Regions from separate parts of the Homo sapiens genome. Here region 1 is linked to region 2. A link is an interaction called in ENCODE POLR2A ChIA-PET data of the cell type or tissue named here. Cell type or tissue: PC-3. All regions are shown on one strand. Links, peaks and the distances in the headings refer to the core of each region. The heading gives the core; the rest is flanking DNA.

What was found. ChIA-PET counts read pairs that join two places held together with the same protein. Peaks named below come from ENCODE experiments on the same cell type or tissue, not always from the same donor. Only the 100,000 strongest peaks of a DNase experiment are listed, where the experiment ranks them.
Region 1: POLR2A ChIA-PET joins it to region 2 with 14 read pairs; 5 of 35 experiments call an interaction of 5 or more read pairs at or near these places.

Annotation. Positions count from the first base shown.
Region 1 is chr14:102,498,038-102,507,898 of GRCh38, forward strand. It overlaps TECPR2 (tectonin beta-propeller repeat containing 2), which reads left to right. Exons shown (of 20, transcript NM_014844.5): 20 at 66-4,440. The coding sequence ends at 220. It overlaps ANKRD9 (ankyrin repeat domain 9), which reads right to left. Exons shown (of 4, transcript NM_152326.4): 4 at 3,730-9,861. The coding sequence starts at 9,852. The coding sequence ends at 8,899. It also overlaps the pseudogene RNU6-244P. Among named protein-coding and RNA genes, the nearest start is that of ANKRD9, 6.8 kb to the right of the region's middle. In PC-3, for the core only: a CTCF peak has its summit at 3,903; a DNase peak (open chromatin) is centred at 5,744; H3K27ac peaks cover 778 bases.
Region 2 is chr14:102,650,375-102,658,374 of GRCh38, forward strand. All of the region lies in intron 2 of RCOR1 (REST corepressor 1), which reads left to right. Among named protein-coding and RNA genes, the nearest start is that of RCOR1, 62 kb to the left of the region's middle. RefSeq lists an enhancer at 2,894-3,393. In PC-3, for the core only: no CTCF peak of the experiment used is centred there; DNase peaks (open chromatin) are centred at 4,097 and 4,987; H3K27ac peaks cover 720 bases.

The DNA of each region.
Region 1 (9,861 bases), core at 810-8,809, 150 kb before region 2:
TCCATCTGTGCCCACCCCACAGGCTGTGTGATTGACAAGTATGTGATTGGCTCTTGTCCCTGCAGTGACTGCGTCAGATGAGCTGTGGGCTGTGGGCCCGCCCGGCTACCTCCTCCAACGGCTGACAAAGACGTTCAGCCACTCGCACGGCACCCAGAAGAGCAGCCAGGCCGCCATGCCCCACCCTGAGGACCTGGAGGACGAGTGGGAGGTCATCTGAAGGAGCCCTGGCCGAGTCACGCGGAGGGGCCCGGCGTCTGTGGCGGGCACAGGGGCTTCAGAGTGACTCCCTGGTGGACGCGCTGCCTCAACACTTGTCCAGACACCTCTGGCCAGGTTGGACCCGCACACTTACTTTCATCTATGTTGGTTTCTGTCTCGTTCCAGAACCCACAGCCTCCACCCGTGGCTGGCGTGATTGCTGCAGCAGTGGCGCCTCCTAGCTCAGGACAGTGGCGACTGCCCGGCTGCATGCACTCCGATTACCCACGTGCTGCCGTCCTGGTCTCATCCACAGATAGCTCCAGCTTTTGTTGGTGGGAGTGGTCTCCGGAGGCCTCCCAGAACCAAGGGTAGCCGGGCAGCTGGTTTGGCCCAGGGCCTCCTTCCACATTAGTAGCCCCAGGGCCAGATGGAGCCAAAGGTCAGCTCTCTGCAGCGCGGGATGTGCTCGGTGATGGCTTTGTCCCATCATAGGGGGGTGTCCCCCCAGAGACAAAGCTGCAGAGCACATTCCATGCCAGACGCTCTGGCCAGGAAGCTGAGGCCGGGCTTGAGAGGAGAGCGCTGGCCATGCCAGGAGAGAACCCACGCACATGCACACCACAACACACAACACACCTCACCTCACACCACAGCACACCTCACCACACCACACCGCACTGCACCATACCTCACCACATCTCACCACACCACAGCACACCTCACCACACAACACACCACACCCCACACCGCACTGCACCGCACCGCACCGCACCGTACCTCGCCACATCTCACCACACCACACCACACCACACCTCACTGCCCACACACGGCGCAGGCTGCCCGCCTCCTGGAGAGCACACTTCAGCTGAAACAGTAAAGCCTGATGGGTGCAAATGGAACCTGGATGTGTGCACGTGTGTCCCAGGTAGGGACGGCACAGGAGGGTGCATGGGGCGTGGGGGAGCTGAGCAAGGGTCGCTCACTTAGAAATGTCTTTGGAATGGTGTTTAACTAATGCTGCTGGCGGACATCCTAAAACCAGATGCATCCTCAGAGGACGAGTCTACTAATTATTGCCTTTGTTGTTGTATTACAAATCTGCATAAAATACCTCATTTCAAATCAAATCTTACAAATTTAGAAGAGAGATATGTTTTCCGAAAACAGTGGAAGCCCTTTGTTCCTTCCCGGGTTTGTCCTGAGCCTGCACTGTCCTCGCCTGCAGCCTCAGAGGGGCAGGCATCCCCGCACAGACTTGACTGGCAGGGCGGTCACGGGACCTGCGGGCTGGCTCCGAGTGGCAGCCCATGCCTTCTGCGGGGTATGGGTTGACACTTGACAGGTTGAAACCAGTGCCTCTATGGACGGCTGCTGTGGCCCCTTCAGACAATGGGCAGTGCCCACCCCGCCCACTGGCATCTGCGTGTGAGGGCTAGGCCGCCCTGCCACACATCCCGCCCCCTCCCGGAGGCAGCTTCAGGACAGGACACCAGGCTGGCTGCTTTTTTTAGCCTGCCCCTGGCCCAGGCCCAGTCCTTGGTGTCAGGGAGCCCCCAGGCCGCAGGTGGAGGGTGATAAAATATGTTCTCTGACAGGACCCAGCCAGCCACATAGGTGGAGGTTTTCCATGTCCAAATGAGGTCAAGATGCCGAAATCCCAGATCTGACTTCACACTTCCCTTTTCTAGAACCTTTTGTAAAAGTTGGTGGCAGCAGAGGCAGCCCCAGGCCGGGCTGCATCTCTCTGTGTCTGTTGTGCCTTGCCCGGCGCCTCACGGATGGCAAAGCTCTCCTCACCCATGGGACTGTAGTGCAATTAAACCCGCGTCTAGGTGATGCTTTTAAAGTTGTAGCTTCGTGCTTTGTACAGTTTTCTTTCTGGTTTTAATTTTTAGTTGTGCTTTGAGTCAGTGCAATAAACTAGACTTTTTCCAAACCTGGCCGAGTGTGGTGCCTGAGCTGTGAGAAGTGTCCTCAGCCGACACTCACGAGGGCAGTGCAAGGGAGAACCTGCCAGCCCAGCCCCACCACAGGGAGAGTGCGTCAGCAGACCTGTCCTGGCCTGGCTGGTGTTGAAATACACACCGGTTTGCCCAAGTGGCTGTTATGGGGGAATGGCCGCTCCAGAGCTGGCTGTACCCCATGGTAGCCTCTGAGGAGGACGCTGTGGGGTGAGGTCCAGGGCTGCCTCCTCATGGAGCTGTGTGTGAGCAGGCGTTGGAGGGGTTCGAGCCCCTGGTTCTGTATCTTCAGCCAGCAAACGAAACCATATCGCAAACCAGAGCTGCTGGAAACCAGCACACGCAAAAGATGACGCCCAGCACAGCAGCAGGACACACCATGTGCCAGGAAATGACCTCAGCAAGAAACCTCAGGCCGTGTGAAGAGCAGCAAAGCTTTCCAGAAGGCATAAAAGGAAACTTGAATAAAGGAAGATATGTTCCACATTCCTGGATGGAGGACTACACACATTATGGAAAGACCTCATTCTTTCCAAAGGAATTTATAGGTGTAGCTTGATTTCAGTTCAAATCCCCACTGGGATTGTTTTGTTGGGGCAGGCAGGGAGGAATAATGTTAGTACCCACAAATGCCCATGACTGTGCCCAATGTGCTTCTCACCAGAGCCCTGCAAGGGGAAGTCTCATTAGCCCCTTGAGACTCAGAGAGGTTAGGTAACTTGCTCAAGGTCACACAGCACTGGGACTGGAAGCCAGCTCTGTAGAACTGCAGACCTGTGCTGTTTGATGCCTCCTCACTGTCCCGTCACTCCTGGGAAGAAGAAACGGGTGAGAACTGCTAAGTGATGACAGGTGGAGCCCCAGCAGGGGCCACTCTATTGAATGGCATGGCCCAGACCCTCGGAGGGCCAGGCAACAGGCTAGCAAGGCCCACAGGGAGGGAGCAGAATGGAGAGGGCATCTCAGATGCGCTTAAGGAGCGGCGGGGGCGGGGCATGGGGGGTGTCACAACTAATGTGGCCACTGCTTCATTCTCTGGGCAAAATAATATTAAATGGATTAAAGAATCTAAAACCAGTGGGAAAACTGTCTGATTTCTGGATGGCAAAGGCTTTCTAAACTCAAAAGTGATAGGACAAGCTACAGAGGAAAATAAGTACATAGATTTGATTTCTCCAAAATACAGAAATGCTGCTGGGCACAGTGATGTGCAGTTATAGTCCCAGCTACTTGGGAGGCCAAGGCAGGAGGATTACTTGAGCCCAGGAGTTTGAGGCTGCAATGAACTATGATCACACCACTGCACTCCAGCCTCGGCGACAGAGCAAGACCTTGTTTCTCAAAAATAAATAAATAGAAGGAAATAAATGTAAAAATGCTGCAAATTAAAAACCTCAAAGAAGGGAAATAATTGCAACAAATGGGAATTGATGTTGAATATTTACCTTAAAAACCTATACAACAATAAGAGGAGTGCGCCCTTCAGCAGCATGTATACAAAAATTGCAACGATACAGAGATTAGCATGGCCCCTGCACAAGGATGACTCGCAAATTCATAAAGCTTTCCATAAATATATTTATTAAAAACCAATAGGAGGAGCACTTCGAGTCGAGTGTAAGGGCCCTTCACAAAAGCAGAAGGAACACTGGCCCAAACCCCCAGCACCCCGGAAGCAGAGGTGAGATGGGAGCAGCTTGGGAGCCCCCCATTGGCGCCGCCCTACTGGGGAAGCCGGTCCGTACGTAGGCCTTGCATCTCGCCACCTCCACTTCTGTCCTCAAGAACAAGTCCTAGGTCAAGGGAAACAGCACAGCCTGTTTATAATTAGGAAACACTTAAAACAGCCTGGCATTTGGGAACAGCCATGTTAACGTGAGCAAATTCCTCTCATGAAATAGCCTGCAGCTATTAAGAAGCACGTGTGTGCAGGAAGCGGAGGCGCAGGACCTCACCGCGCCAGCGTGAAGTTCCCGGGCATGGTCATGAAAGCGTGGTTCTGTAAGAAATCAGAGGGAGAAAGGGAGAGAAGGGGGAGGGAGACAACCCAAACGTTGGAGGGTATTTGTTGTAAACTTCAAACTTTTGGCAGGTTTGAAATTTTTCATAACTCCGGGGAGGAGCAAGAGGGGTGAAAAGAAACAAGTTCTCTACTTGTGATCAGCAGCTGGTCATAGTGGTTGCCTGGAGTATATGCCTTTTTGTATCCTTTGAATTTCCAGCCATGTAAATGTATTATTTATTCCAAAAATAAAGCAGATTTACATTTTAAAAATTCAGTTGTCTCTAACTACTCTTTGTTATCAAGGCTGGTTGAGTCAAATATCACAAAGTAGACACCAATGACTTCTTAAAAATCATATTTACAAAGTACAATGGGGGAAATGCTTATACTACATTAAGGTTAAAAAAATACTAAATTGTGTAACTGATCTGGTTTCATATATATATAAATATACACAGAAAAAAATGTAATATATATCTGCACAGAAAAAAGCTGAAAGAAACATATGCCAGAATGCTAGCAGTGCTTGTATGCGTGCAGATGACGCACTCAGTCAGCGCCTTTACTTGTACGTGAGCGCTTAGGGGCCCTGTCTCTGGGGACCATGTGGGGCGGTGGGGCGCTTGAGACAGTGTTTCCCTGCATCGTGGCCGGACCTCTCTACTCAATCCCCAGTGTTCTACAGTGAACATGAATTTTATAAGCAGAAAGAAATTACTTTTAAGAGCCAGGCGCAGTGGCTCACACTTGTAACCCCAGCACTTTGGGAGGCTGAGGCGGGCGGATCACAAGGTCAGGAGTTCGAGACCTGCCTGGCCAACATGCTGAAACCCAGTCTCTACTACAAATACAAAAATTAGCCGGGCGTGGTGGCCAGCGCCTGTAATCCCAGCTACTCCAGAGGCTGAGGCAGGAGAATCGCTTGAACCCAGGAGGCGGAAGTTACAGTGAGCTGAGACCACACCATTGCACTCCAGTCTGGATGACAGAGCAAGACTACATCTCAAATAAATAAATAAATACATAAATAAATAAATTACTTTTAAGAATCACCAATAGAAATCTGTCTTTCCATCTTTTTTTTTTTTTTTTTTGAGATGGAGTCTTGCTCTGTCGCCCAGGCTGGAGTGCAATGGCGCAATCTTGGCTCACTGCAACCTCCGCCTCCTGGGTTCAAGCAATTCTCCTGCCTCAGCCTCCTGAGTAGCTGGGAGTACAGGTGCCTGCCACCACGCCTGGCTAATTTTTTTATTTTTAGTAGAGACGGGGTTTCATCATGTTGGTCAGGCTGGTCTCGAACTCCTGACCTCATGATCCACCCACCTTGGCCTCCCAAAGTGCTGGGATTACAGGTGTGAGCCACCGCGCCCAGCCTTTCCTTCCATCTTGATTGCAGTGGTGATTACACACATGTAGACATTCATCAGAACTCATCAAAGTATACACTTAAGTCTGTGCATTTTATTACATGTAAGTAACACCTCAATCTGAAAAGTATCAGGGCAACACCACACACTGCAGAGGGGCAGGGCTCCTCCGGCAGTTACTCACTTCCCTTGAAACAGAAGCTCAAACATGGAGTAGTCTTCTGTGACTAAACTTGTTTTCCGCCCTCCCAACTTCCAGGAAGAACCTTCTTCTGAATAGGATTTGAGGTAACTTAGGAAACTGCTCTCAATACGGAATTTTAAAGTTGGTGAGGAAGTCGACAGAAGGGGAAGTCACAGTAGGAAAATCAAGGTACTATCAGGATGAAGTCAGCACGCAGAGCAAGGCCAGCGAGGCCCAGGCGCCAGGCCTTGGTCCCTGCCCACCTCACCCAGGCCAGCCAGACAGCACGGACTGCCCTACAAGGTCACCTCAGAGAGATGGGGGTGTTCTCTCACTGCTGGCTTTTGATGAGCCCAGGAGGGCTCAGCCTTCACTATCCTCCCTAACAGGCATTTGGGGTGCAGAGATGCTGACGCCTGAATAAGGTTGGGATTCGGGGCCCTTGGGAACACTGGGCACCTGGTGGGTGGGTGGAGGGGCAGGACCGGCTGCAGCCATGTTTCCCTTAGAAACAGACTGCTGGAATTAACGAACTAAACAAATGAACCAAGGTGCTTCACCCCCCAAAAAAGTGAGTTTTGTTCTGCGTGGAGCGATTGCCTTTGGGAAGCCACCAAGGCCACCTGCCAACAGGCAAATGCTGTGCTGCCGTCTGCCTGGCTGACTCCGGCCCTCCCAGTCCTGCAAGCTCATGGCCAGGACGATAACGATGACAGGGGCAACACCATGGTCCTCGCTGCCCTTCCTGGGGCAGGAGGGCCCAGAAGACTGATAAGCTAAACCCAGGGCCTCCCTCGGCTGCTTATCTGCCCAGCACCTTTCCTCTAGGTCCTCTCCTCCCACCAGTACAGGGGTCTGGGAGGGGGTTGCAGGGGGTCCTGAACCACAGATCCCTGGAGACTCAGTGGGAGCAGCTGTACTAGGAATCAGGCACCACTCCGCTGCTGTAAGTCTTCGTGAGAGCCACTGGCCAGCTTCCTCTGACTTCCCTGTCCCCTCACCCAAATCGATGACATCAGGAGCTAATGGCCCAGGCTGCCCTCCTGCTGCAGTGCCCATAATTCTTCCGGCAGGCCCCGCCCTGCACTCCACGACCAGCCTGGGTTCTTCATCCTGGTAACCTGACAATGGATTTCGTGGGGCCCACTCTCAGTGCCCGCCAGCCTGTGTCCTGCCTGGCCAGGCAATGAGTACCGGCGGCAGGCAGCTGCCTCACCCCTGCATGACCCCCCCAGCCCAGGGGACTCAATGGCGCTGTCATCAAAGGGGCAGCTGTAGATCTAGGAGGGACGTGGAGGGGGCTAGCCCTGGGCCTCTGGCATTGTGGAGGCTGACCTATAGAGAACAGAGCTGGAGCTGGGGAGACATGAAGTCTGCACATCTAGACCCCAGTGAGGAGCCCAGGCTTTCTAGGCACAAGCCCCATGGGCTCCCCGGGCCCAGCCCCTAAGAACCACGGCAGCTGCGCCAGGCCACTCCTGTCTCCACTTCCATACCCTCCAAAGGAGAGGCACCTCCCCCCCCCATGGCATCTCCAATCTGAGGACCTGCCACCTCCCAGAGGACCGGAGGCCCTGATGCCCCAAGAATTGGGCTTGGAAAGATGTTAATATCCACTGCCCCAAGTGCCAAGGTTCAGAGGCACTGGTCCAGGACACACAGCAGCGGGGAAGTGGAACCCTCACTCCAGCCTGCAGTCTGGGCTCTGTCACTGTGCTGTCTCTCCATCCTTCCCTCCCCACAACCAGGGCTGTAGGCCCACCTAACACACCACACACTTCCCAGAAACAGGAGTCACATCCTTTTCAGGGCTGGTAGGGTGGCTGAAGATGGCCCAAAACCTCCTGAATGGAAAAACCTTGATGGGGAGACTGAGGGCCAAGGCAGAGGTTTGTCCAAGGTCACCCCCAGAGTGGCGGATCCAGGACCCTGGGCAAGATCTTCCTACTGTCCAGGCCTCTCCCCCACCTCTCTTGTGTGGCCCAGCACCCTGGACTCCTCCATGCCCAGGTGTGCTCCCCCCAGGCACGCTGGGGGCAGGGTGGGCAGCAGGTGCCCCCCACCAGGATAGTGGTTCTTCCTCCTGCAGACCTTCAGCCCTCTGCTCCTGGCAGGACACTGTGGCCCTCCTGCCCACGTTGGTGCGGGTTGAATTTGACGGCCCAGCAGAATTCCCAGGCAGGGCAGCCTGGCTATCCTCCCTGGTGTCTCGGCTCTGAGAGCGGAGACCCAGCCTCCCAGCCTGGAGTTGTGGTGAATTCGCAAACAAGTCTCCATCTCCAGAACCTTCCTGAAGAAAACAGCTCTCCAGGCTGGGGCAAGAAGCCTGTCCCTACAGTGATACAACCACCCCTCAATAACCCCGGGCACCACCTGGCACCCACTGGGGGCCACCAGGGAGCCCACCAAGCCCACTCCGGGCTTGGACAGAGGGCAGGCCTGGAGGAAGGCACATCCAACCCCACTGACCGGCATGCACCTGGGGCCAGGGGCCTGCTGCCACTGCAGAGGTGAGAAGCAGGAGCAGCAAGACCTGGTGCCCATTAGTCATGGGGGAAAAGCAAAAGGGGGAGACAGGGACAAATCCAGGCCTGGGTGGGCTGCCTGTCAGGGGGAGTGATATCCAAGGAGGAACTGGTGGTCAGAGTGGGGTGGGGGATACCCGGTACAATTTGTTCATGCCTCAACACCAGCCACCGCGGGCCTGCCAGCCCTGTGTGCCCTCCCTGGCCCGGAGTCCACAGGGTGCAAAAGGCTGACCGCACAGGACCTCCCGTGAGAACCCTACGCTGCAGAGCTCGTTCTCTTGGCTTCCAGGCCTTTTTATACGCTGTCCTGCTGCTTGGACATGCCAGTCCCCACCCCTGCACCTACCGAGCTCCTGCGGCACTCAGCTGTCACCCATCTGGGACGCACACCTGTCCGAGGCTCTAGATCAAGGTGGGAGGTTAGTCCTCACTCCCTTCAGGGGCTGGACAGCGAGCTGAAGGCCCGAGCCCAGCTGCACCCAGAAAACCTGCCACTTGGAACTCACCTGACCATCCAAGCCCAGCCCCCAGTGCATGCGACAGATGAGGCAGAGATTGTGCCGTACAGAGATCAATATATATAAAGTGCCGGTACAACGCTCTGAAAAATAGTTTTGTCCCAAAATCCAGCGCCTAGGGTGCTCCGGGCCTAGCCTTTGCCAGTGAGGTCCAACGGCTGCAGGAATGGGGGCAGCGGCAGCTCGTCCAGGGCCTCGGGGAAGCGGCCTGGAGAGATGGCGGTGACCAGCACCTGCATGGCGCGCGCGAAGAGCGAGGGCGGCGCCAGGCCCGCCAGCCACTGGAACTTGTCCTCACCCAGCAGCCGCTGCCAGCGCGGCCGGTCGCCCAGCAGCTCCTGGCGGGCCGAGCCGGCGGCACCCACGGGGGTGTACAGCGCCAGGAGGTCCAGCAGCAGCAGGCGGCGCTGGCGCGGCTCCCCGGGAGCTGAGGCGGGGGCTCCGGCGGCGGAGGGAGTGGCCCCGGCGTCGCGGCCCAGCTGGCGCAGCAGCAGCTCGAGAGGCGTGAGGCCGCCGCCGTCCCGCAGACCGGGCGAGGCGCCGTGGCCCAGCAGCAGGAAGAGGCACTCGGGGCGCGCCAGCTCACAGGCCACGTGCAGCGACGTGCCACCGCCCTCCACGCGGCTGCAGCCACGCCGGTCCAGCACGCGCGCCCGCTCCTCGGCCGGGAAGTCGCGCAAGGTGCGCAGGATGCGGCGCAGAATGCCCACGCGGTTGTAGCGCACTGCCAGCGCCACGTGCGGCCCGGGAGCCGCGCAGCAGCGGAAGCCGGCACTGGGCGGTGCGAGCGCGCGCCGCGGGAACGTGGCCAGCAGGTAATGCGCGTACGCTTGGTGGTCGTGCACGAGCGCGTAGAGCAGCGCCTCAGAGGGCGAGTAGGCGGCGGCGCGCCCGCGCTCGTCCCAGTGGAAGGCCTCGCTGGCGCGCATATCCTCCAGCAGCCACACGGGTAGCAGGTCGCGCACCGCCTGGTAGAAGGCGAACGACGACTTGCGGCACTGCTTCTGCGCTCGCGAGCGCGCCGCGCCCGAGGCCTCGGGCCCGCCGTCCGCGCCACCCCCAGGCCGCCGCGCGTCCCACGGCATGCTGGCGGC
Region 2 (8,000 bases), core at 1-8,000:
TAAATGGATGGATGGGTGGGTGGGTGGGTGGGTGGATGGAGGAATCATAGTGATCAGCAGTGCTTAATGACTGAGATTAGTCTATTCTGAAGTATGTTAATAAAGCTTGAAGGATCAGAGGAAGAGAGTAGGAAAAAAGCACACACATTCTACAAACCTCGCCACATCCACTCAGTTAAAAGACAGAACAGGATTCCCTTGGATGTTGGGAAAGGGAAGTCAGACGTGAAAGTTGTAGACAGGATTAAGCCACTTAATTTTCCTATTAAATGGACTCTAGAGAGTAAGTTCATGCTTCTCATTTTACTGATGGAGAAGCAGTACCACATACTTGGTGAAATTCCTGTGTCTGCAAAACATTGGTTATTCTGCAATTGTTATATATAAAGGGATAAACATTGAAGTTATTGGTCTCTTCCTTCTCATTGGTATTGTGGGTGTTCTTTACCAACTGAGTTAGGAACTGACTTGAGATATTTTAAACTTACGGGACTTGATTTAGAGCACTTACTCTTAGATGTTAAATATTTGGTTTGCTCTTTATTGAATAACTTAATTATCTTATTACTAATAATTCCTGTATTAGACAATGAGACTTAGACTCATAATAGAATACAGGTATCTTAATGAGAATGTTCTCATTTAAAACACTAACTCCTAATTCACTAGCAGCTAATAAAACTAACATTGTTGCACAGTACATTGTTGACTAGTTAGAAGAATTTGACAGTATGTTTGGTGCTGAGACCAGCTCGGTCGGGGAGACCCTAACCCAGCGGCGCTAGAGGAATTAAAGACACACACACACAAATATAGAGGTGTGAAGTGGGAAATCAGGGGTCTCACAGCCTTCAGAGCTGAGTATTGCTATTAATAAAGGGTGTAGAATTTGAAAATAGGCCAGGCGTGGTGGCCCACGCCTGTAATCCCAGCACTTTAGGAGGCCGAGGAAGGCGGATCATGAGGTCAGGAGGTTGAGATGAGCCTGACCAACACAGTGAAACCCCGTCTCTACTAAAAATACAAAAATTAGCTGGGCGTGGTGGCGGGTGCCTGTAATCCCAGCTGCTCAGGAGGTTGAGGCAGGAGAATTGCTTGAACCTGGAAGGCAGAGGTTGCAGTGAGCCGAGATTGCGCCACTGCACTCTAGCCTGGGCAACAGAGTGAGACTCCATCTCAAAAAAAAAAAAGAAAAAGAAAAAAGAATTTGAAAATAGCTTGAGAGACTAGAGAAGAAGTGAACTGATTTATTTTATATTTATGTATCTTATTTTTTGGCTTGTTGACCAGAAGTGAATTGATATGAATAAGCACACTTGCAAAATAAATGGGTTATTTATTTATTTATAGAGACAGGGTCTTGCTTTGTTTCCCAGGCTAGAGTACAGTGGCACCATCATAGCTCACTACTGCTGCTGGCAACTTCTGGGCTCAACGGGTCCTCCTGTCTTGACCTCCCAAAGTGCTGGGATTATAGGCATGAGCCGTCATGCCTGGCCCCCTAATTATTTAGATAGCCCTGTAGACCTGATTTCTTGTGGCTGAAGGTCTCTCAAATTGATTCTCAGTAGGCTTCATAAATAAAAGGGAACTTACACTGGAGGATCTTTATGCTGAATTGGCTTAGAATAAGTAGAAATTGCTAGGAATGTTTTATTTTTGTTTATTTAATTTGCTAAATCTGCTTTAGATATGAGCCTTGTAACTGGATTTCTTAAAAGTGTCCTTATGATTGAATCTATTTGTGGTGTTTGGATTGATTATTTTAAGTTCCTACTATGTACCAGACGTTTGCTACTTGTTTTAACTTGCTGTTTAATCTCTTTGAAGAAGGAACTGTTTCCTCCATTTTTATAGAAGAGAAAATTGAAACTTAAAGAGATTAGAGAACTCTCCTTCAGTCTAGGCAGAGCTGGGATTCCATTTCAGGACTGTTATGCTACACCAAATAAATGCTTGCTGCGTTAAAGAATGACTTAACAGTGAACACCTTAAGTCTTCATTGCCCAGTTACGTGAATGGAAGAAAGGCTGAGCAGTGAATTACAAACACTCTCTCCTCTAGTCTTCTGGCAGTGTTCCTTTACCTAATTCTGTGTCCTCAAACGCCCTGTTTTCTTTAGGTGATTATATTATTTGTTTCTTTTAAGCTTGCCTGTCTGCTTGTTCTTCTGAACAGTTCCCTTCAAATGTTACACCATCCACCCACATCTGTATTTCAGTATTTTATTGTGTCCTTTCATTGAGACTCTAATTTGGGTGAAAATTCTCCAAACTACATTTCTTTTTAGCATATTCTATTTTTGTCACCTAGAATCAGCCTCCCAGCTGACTTTTTCCCATAGATACGTAACAACCACCTGCTTTAACATTTTCTATCTTCCACTTAACAAAAATATTACTGTTGATAAATAATGAATACTTAGCATGTATAACTGTGCAAATAAAATGGGAGGAATGTGTATCGGGAAGATTTGAGGGGAGTGTGGATAAAAAACTGTTTGAAAATACCAGCTGTTGAATTTTATAGTGTTACTCTTTTTATTTTTATTTTTTAGTTTTATTATTACTATTTTTTGAGATGGAGTTTCGCTTTGTCGCCAGGCTGGAGTGCAGTGACGTGATCTTGGCTCACTGCAACCTCTATCTCCTGGGTTCAAGCGATTCTCCTGCCTCAGCCTCCCGAGTAGCTGGAACTAGAGGCGCGCGCCAGCCAATTTTTGTATTTTTAGTAGAGACAGGGTTTCACCATGTTGGCAAGGATGATCTCGATCTCTTGACCTCATGATCTTCCTGCCTCGGCCTCCCAAAGTGCTGGGATTACAGGCGTGAGCTACTGCACCCAGCCTATTATTATTTTTTAATTGAGACTTGTCTTACTTTCACCCAGGCTGGAGTGTAGTGGTGCAATCTTGCCTCACTGGAGCCTCCGCCTCCTGGGCTCAATCGATCCTCCCACCTCAGCCTCCTGAGTAGCTGGGACCACAGGCACTCGCTACCGTGCCCAGCTAATTTTTTCTATTTTTGGTAGAGACAGGGTTTTGCCACGTTGTCCAGGCTGGCCTCGGCTTCCCAAAGCGTTGGGATTACAGGCATGAGCCACCACGTGCAGCCTATAGTGTTATTCTTTAGTAGTTCCTAAAAGGCTTGTGTTAGATGTTTATAGCTGATAGTTGTGGTTTGAATCTGTGTCCCCAGCCAAATCTTGTGTCGAATTGTCATCCCCAGTGTTGGAGGTGGGGGCCCATGATTGGATCATGGGGGTGGATATCCCCCTTGGTGCTATTTTCATGATAGTGAGTGAGCTCTCGGGCGATCGGGTCGTCTAAAAGTGTGTAGCACCTCCCTCTTGTCTCTCTTGCTCCTCCTCTGGCCATGTTATATGTGCTTGCTTTCCCTTTGCCTTCCACCATGATTATAAGTTTACTGAGGCCTCCCTAGAAGCTGAGCAGATGCCAGCATCATGCTTCCTGTACAGCCTGCAGAACCTTGAGCCATTGAAACCTCTTCTCTTTATAAATTACCTAGTCTCATCTCAGGTATTTCCTTCTTTCTTTCTTTCTTTCTTTCTTTCTTTCTTTCTTTCTTTCTTTCTTTCTTTCTTTCTTTCTTTTTTTTTTTTTTTTTTTTGAGACGGAGTCTGGCTCTGTCGCCCAGGCCGGAGTGCAGTGGTGCGATCTCCACTCACTGCAAGCTCTGCCTCCCGGGTTCACGCCATTCTCCTGCCTCAGCCTCCCGAGTAGCTGGGACTACAGGTGCCTGCCACCACGCCTGGCTAATTTTTTGTATTTTTAGTAGAGACAGGGTTTCACCGTGTTAGCCAGGATGGTTTCGAACTCCTGACCTCAGGTGATCTGCCCGCCTCAGCCTCCCAAAGTGTCGGGATTACAGGTCTGAGCCATTGCGCCCGGCCAGGTATTTTTTTATAGCAGTGTGAGAACAGACTAATACAATAGCCATCATGTAAAATACAGTTTCCATTTTGAGCCAGGCACTTGGGTAAAAATGAAGAGTAGGTAAAAGACAAGATGTAGTTCTAATTTGAGCTTGTCATTTAGTATTTGAGTAATGCCGCATAATGGCTGTGGGTTTCCGATGACACACACCTTTTCATGATGTGGGTGGCCTAGGGAGTAGTGTGTTTGTTGGAACCACAGTTCTCTGCAGAGGGAATATGATTAAGTCTGATCTTTGTAATTTAGAATTAATGAGGCCAGGCGCACTAGCTGACACCTGTAATACCAGCACTTTGAGAGGCGAAGATGGGGAGGATCACTTGAGCCTGAGTTTGAGACCAGCCTGGGCAAGATAGTGAGAACCTGTCTCTACAAGAAAATAAAGAAAAAAATTTTTAAAAAAAGAAAAAAAATATAGAATTGGTATCTTGGCCACACCTCTTTCCCTGTGGTTGAGTTTTTTTTTTTTTTTTTTTTCCTGTTCTTTTCCTTTTTTTTTGAGACAAGATCTCTTCGTCACCTAGGCTGGAGTGCAGTGACATGATCAAGGCTTGCTGCAGTGTCAGTCTCCTGGGCTTAAAGGATCCTCCTGTCTCAGTCTCCCAAGTAGCTGGGACTGGAGGTAGGTGACACTAGCCTGGCTCACTTTAAAAACATTTTTTGTAGAGATAAGGTCTTGCCATGTTGCCCAGGGTGGTCTCAAACTCCTGGCCTCAAGCCATCCTCCCTCCTCAGCCTCCCAAAGTGCTGGGGTCTCTGGCATTCACCACCGCGGACAACCTTTTTTTTTTTTTTTTTTTTTTTTTAAGCTAAATTTTGTTGAATATTTGGATAGGCAATACAGGCATATGGTACAAAATTAAAAGATGCAAAAGGGTTATGCACAAGAGAAGTACATTTCTTAGGCATTCCTGGCCTTCCATTTTCCCTTCCTGGAGGCAGTTTTCTGATTTATTTTCTACAAGGATTCTGTTTAAATACTGGAGAATATCTGACCTGTTGTACTTTACTTTAGAATGGCAGGAAGCTGAATGACTCATGGGCATTTTTCCCTTTGTGAAGCTCATTGACATTCCTTCCTCTCAATACCTTAACTATGGCATGTTTTATAATTTGCTTTTGTTTTTGCTTTATCACAGTATTTTCCTATGTTTTTTATAGTCTTAATTTTTAAGCACTGCTTTAGGTATCTATTAATAGTTCAGAAAGTTGCGAAGATTACAAGCTCATATTTGTGAAAGTGTCTGGCACATAATAGGTGATCAATAAATATTTCCTTCTAGCTTGTCTGTCCCCTATCTCCCACTGGTTGTATGTATGAAACAAAAAAATGAAGGAGAAGGCTGAGCATAGTGGCTCATACCTGTAATCCTAGCACTTTGGGAGGCTGAGGCGAGCGAATTGCCTGAGGTCAGGAGTTAAAGACCAGCCTGGCCAACATGGTGAAACCCCGTCTCTACTAAAAATACAAAAATTAGCCGGGTGTGGTCACAGGCGTCTGTAATCCCAGCTACTCAGGAGGCTGAGGCAAGAGAATTCCTTGAACCTGGGAGGTGGAGGTTGCGGTCAGTCGAGATCGCGCCACTGCACTCCAGCCTGGGCAACAGAGTGAGACTTTTTGTCACACACACACACACACACACACACACACACACACACGTGAAATAAACCTATGAACCAACTAATGCAGTGGATTCCAAAATTAAGATTAAGCTTGTGTAAGTTGTAATGTTTCTTGATGTACCCATTTATTTGAGTGGAAACAGATTCTTTTCATTCTTTGAAATCACTTTGCTGAGATTTTTTTATTTTTTTTATTTTTTTTTTGGAGACAGAGTCTCGCTGTGTCGCCCAGACTGGAGTGCAGTGGTGTGATCTAGGCTCACTGCAACCTCCACCTCCCGGGTTCAAGCGATTCTCCTGCCTCAGCCTCCTGAGTAGCTAGGATTATAGGCATGTGCCACCACACTCAGCTAATTTTTGTATTTCAGTAGAGGTAGGGTTTCACCATGTAGGCCAGGCTGGTCTCAAACTCCTGACCTCAAGCGATCCGCCTGCTCAGCCTCCCTGAGTATTGGGATTATAGGTGTGAGCCACGGTGTCCCGCCAAGCTGAGACATTTTTAAGAAAATGTTTCTGTTTTTTTGTTTATTTGTTTGTTTTGAGATGGAGTCTCACTCTGTCACCCAGGCTGGAGTGCAGTGGTGCCATCACTGCAACCTCTGCCTCCTGGGTTCAAGCAATTCTCCTGTTCCAGCCTCCTAGGTAACTGGGACTGCAGGCTTGCCACCATATACCTGGCTGATTTTTTGTATTTTTAGTAGAGATGGGGTTTTACCATGTTGGCCAGGCTGGTCTTGAACTTCTGACTCAAGCGATCTACCCACCTCAGCCTCCCAAAGTGCTGGGATTACTCCCACAGCACCTGCTCAGAAAAGGTTTCTTTTCTTTTCTTTTTTTTTTTGAGATCAGGTCTCACTCTGTCGCCCAGGGTGTAGTGCAGTCGCGCAATCTCAGCTCACTGCAACCTCCGCCTTCCAGGTTCAGGTGATTCTCTTGCCTCAGCCTCCCAAGCAGGTGGGATTTCAGGCATACACCACCATGCATGGCTCATTTTTGTATTTTTAGTAGAGAGGGGTTTCACCATGTTGGCCAGGATGGTCGCGAACTCCTGACCTCATGTGATCCACCCGCATCAGCCTCCCAAAGTGCTGGGATTATAAGCGTGAATCACTGCACCTGGCTAGAAACATCTTCTAAAGCCTAATCTTTTTTTTTTTTCCTTATATAATTTAGGTTGACTATGTAAACCCAAAACACATAGGGTAGAAACTCGTGAAAAATATTTTTGAGGATATCTTTGCAAAGTGTTGTGCCTCACGGTGCTGGATATGGATGTGTGCTTAGTGTCAGTGCATAGATTTAGGATTTCCCACCTGTATGTATGCTTTTGGTGAGTCCTTTTAGGCGATATGTCCTCATGTTCAAGGAGTAATGGCATACTGGTTCATTTAAACCCATGTTTTAATCCTAATTTAAGACCGATTTACTTCTTCTTGGAGCTAATTTCTTAACTTTTCTGATGATGTTTTTGTTGCTTAAGTTAAGACTAATATAACACAGAAGTCTTACTCATCCTTTTTGATATTAGAGATTTTGGTTTATTAATCTAGTGGAATTTTAAATATCATTTTACATGTTTACTCTCAAGATCTGATGATTGACTGACTGGGTGCAGTGGATCACACCTGTAATCTCAGCACTTTGGGAGGCCAAGGCGGGCAGATCACTTGAGGTCAGGAGTTCGAGACCAGCCTGGCTAACATGGTGAAACCCTGTCTGTAGTAAAAATACAAAAATTAGCCGGACTTGGTGGTGCGTGCCTGTAATCCCAGCTACTGGGGAGACAGAGGTGAGAGAATCACTTGAACCCCAGAGGCGGAGGTTGCAGTGAGCCTAGATCACTCCATTGCACTCCAGCCTGGGCGACAGAGTGAGACTCCGTCTCAAAAAAAAAAAAAAAAAAAAAGAAGATTGAATTAAGGGCAAACTTGGAACAGGCCAGTTTCCCATTATATTGCCTCTCTGAAACAAGTGAAAGAGTTTTCTTTATGAGGGGTGTTCTTTTTAATTTAATTTAATTAATTTTTATTTATTTATTTTGAGACAGAGTCTTGCTCTGTTGCCCAGGCTGGAGTGCAGTGGCATGATCTCGGCTCACTGTAACCTCTGCCTCCCAGGTTCAGGTGATTCTCCTGCCTCAGCCTCCCAAGTAATTGGGATTACAGATGCCCACCGCCACACCCAGCTAATTTTTGTATTTTTAGTGGAGACGGGGTTTCACCATATTGGTGAGGCTGGTCTTGACCTCTGAACCTCAGATGATCTACCCACCTCGGCTTCCCAAAGTGTTGGGGTTACAGGTGTGAGCCACTGTGCTGGGCCTTCTTTTTAAAAAAGGTTTTTCTGGCCAGGTGCGGTGGCTTTAATCCATATGTGTGAGACCAGGCACGGTGGCTCATGCCTGTAATCCCAGCACTTTGGG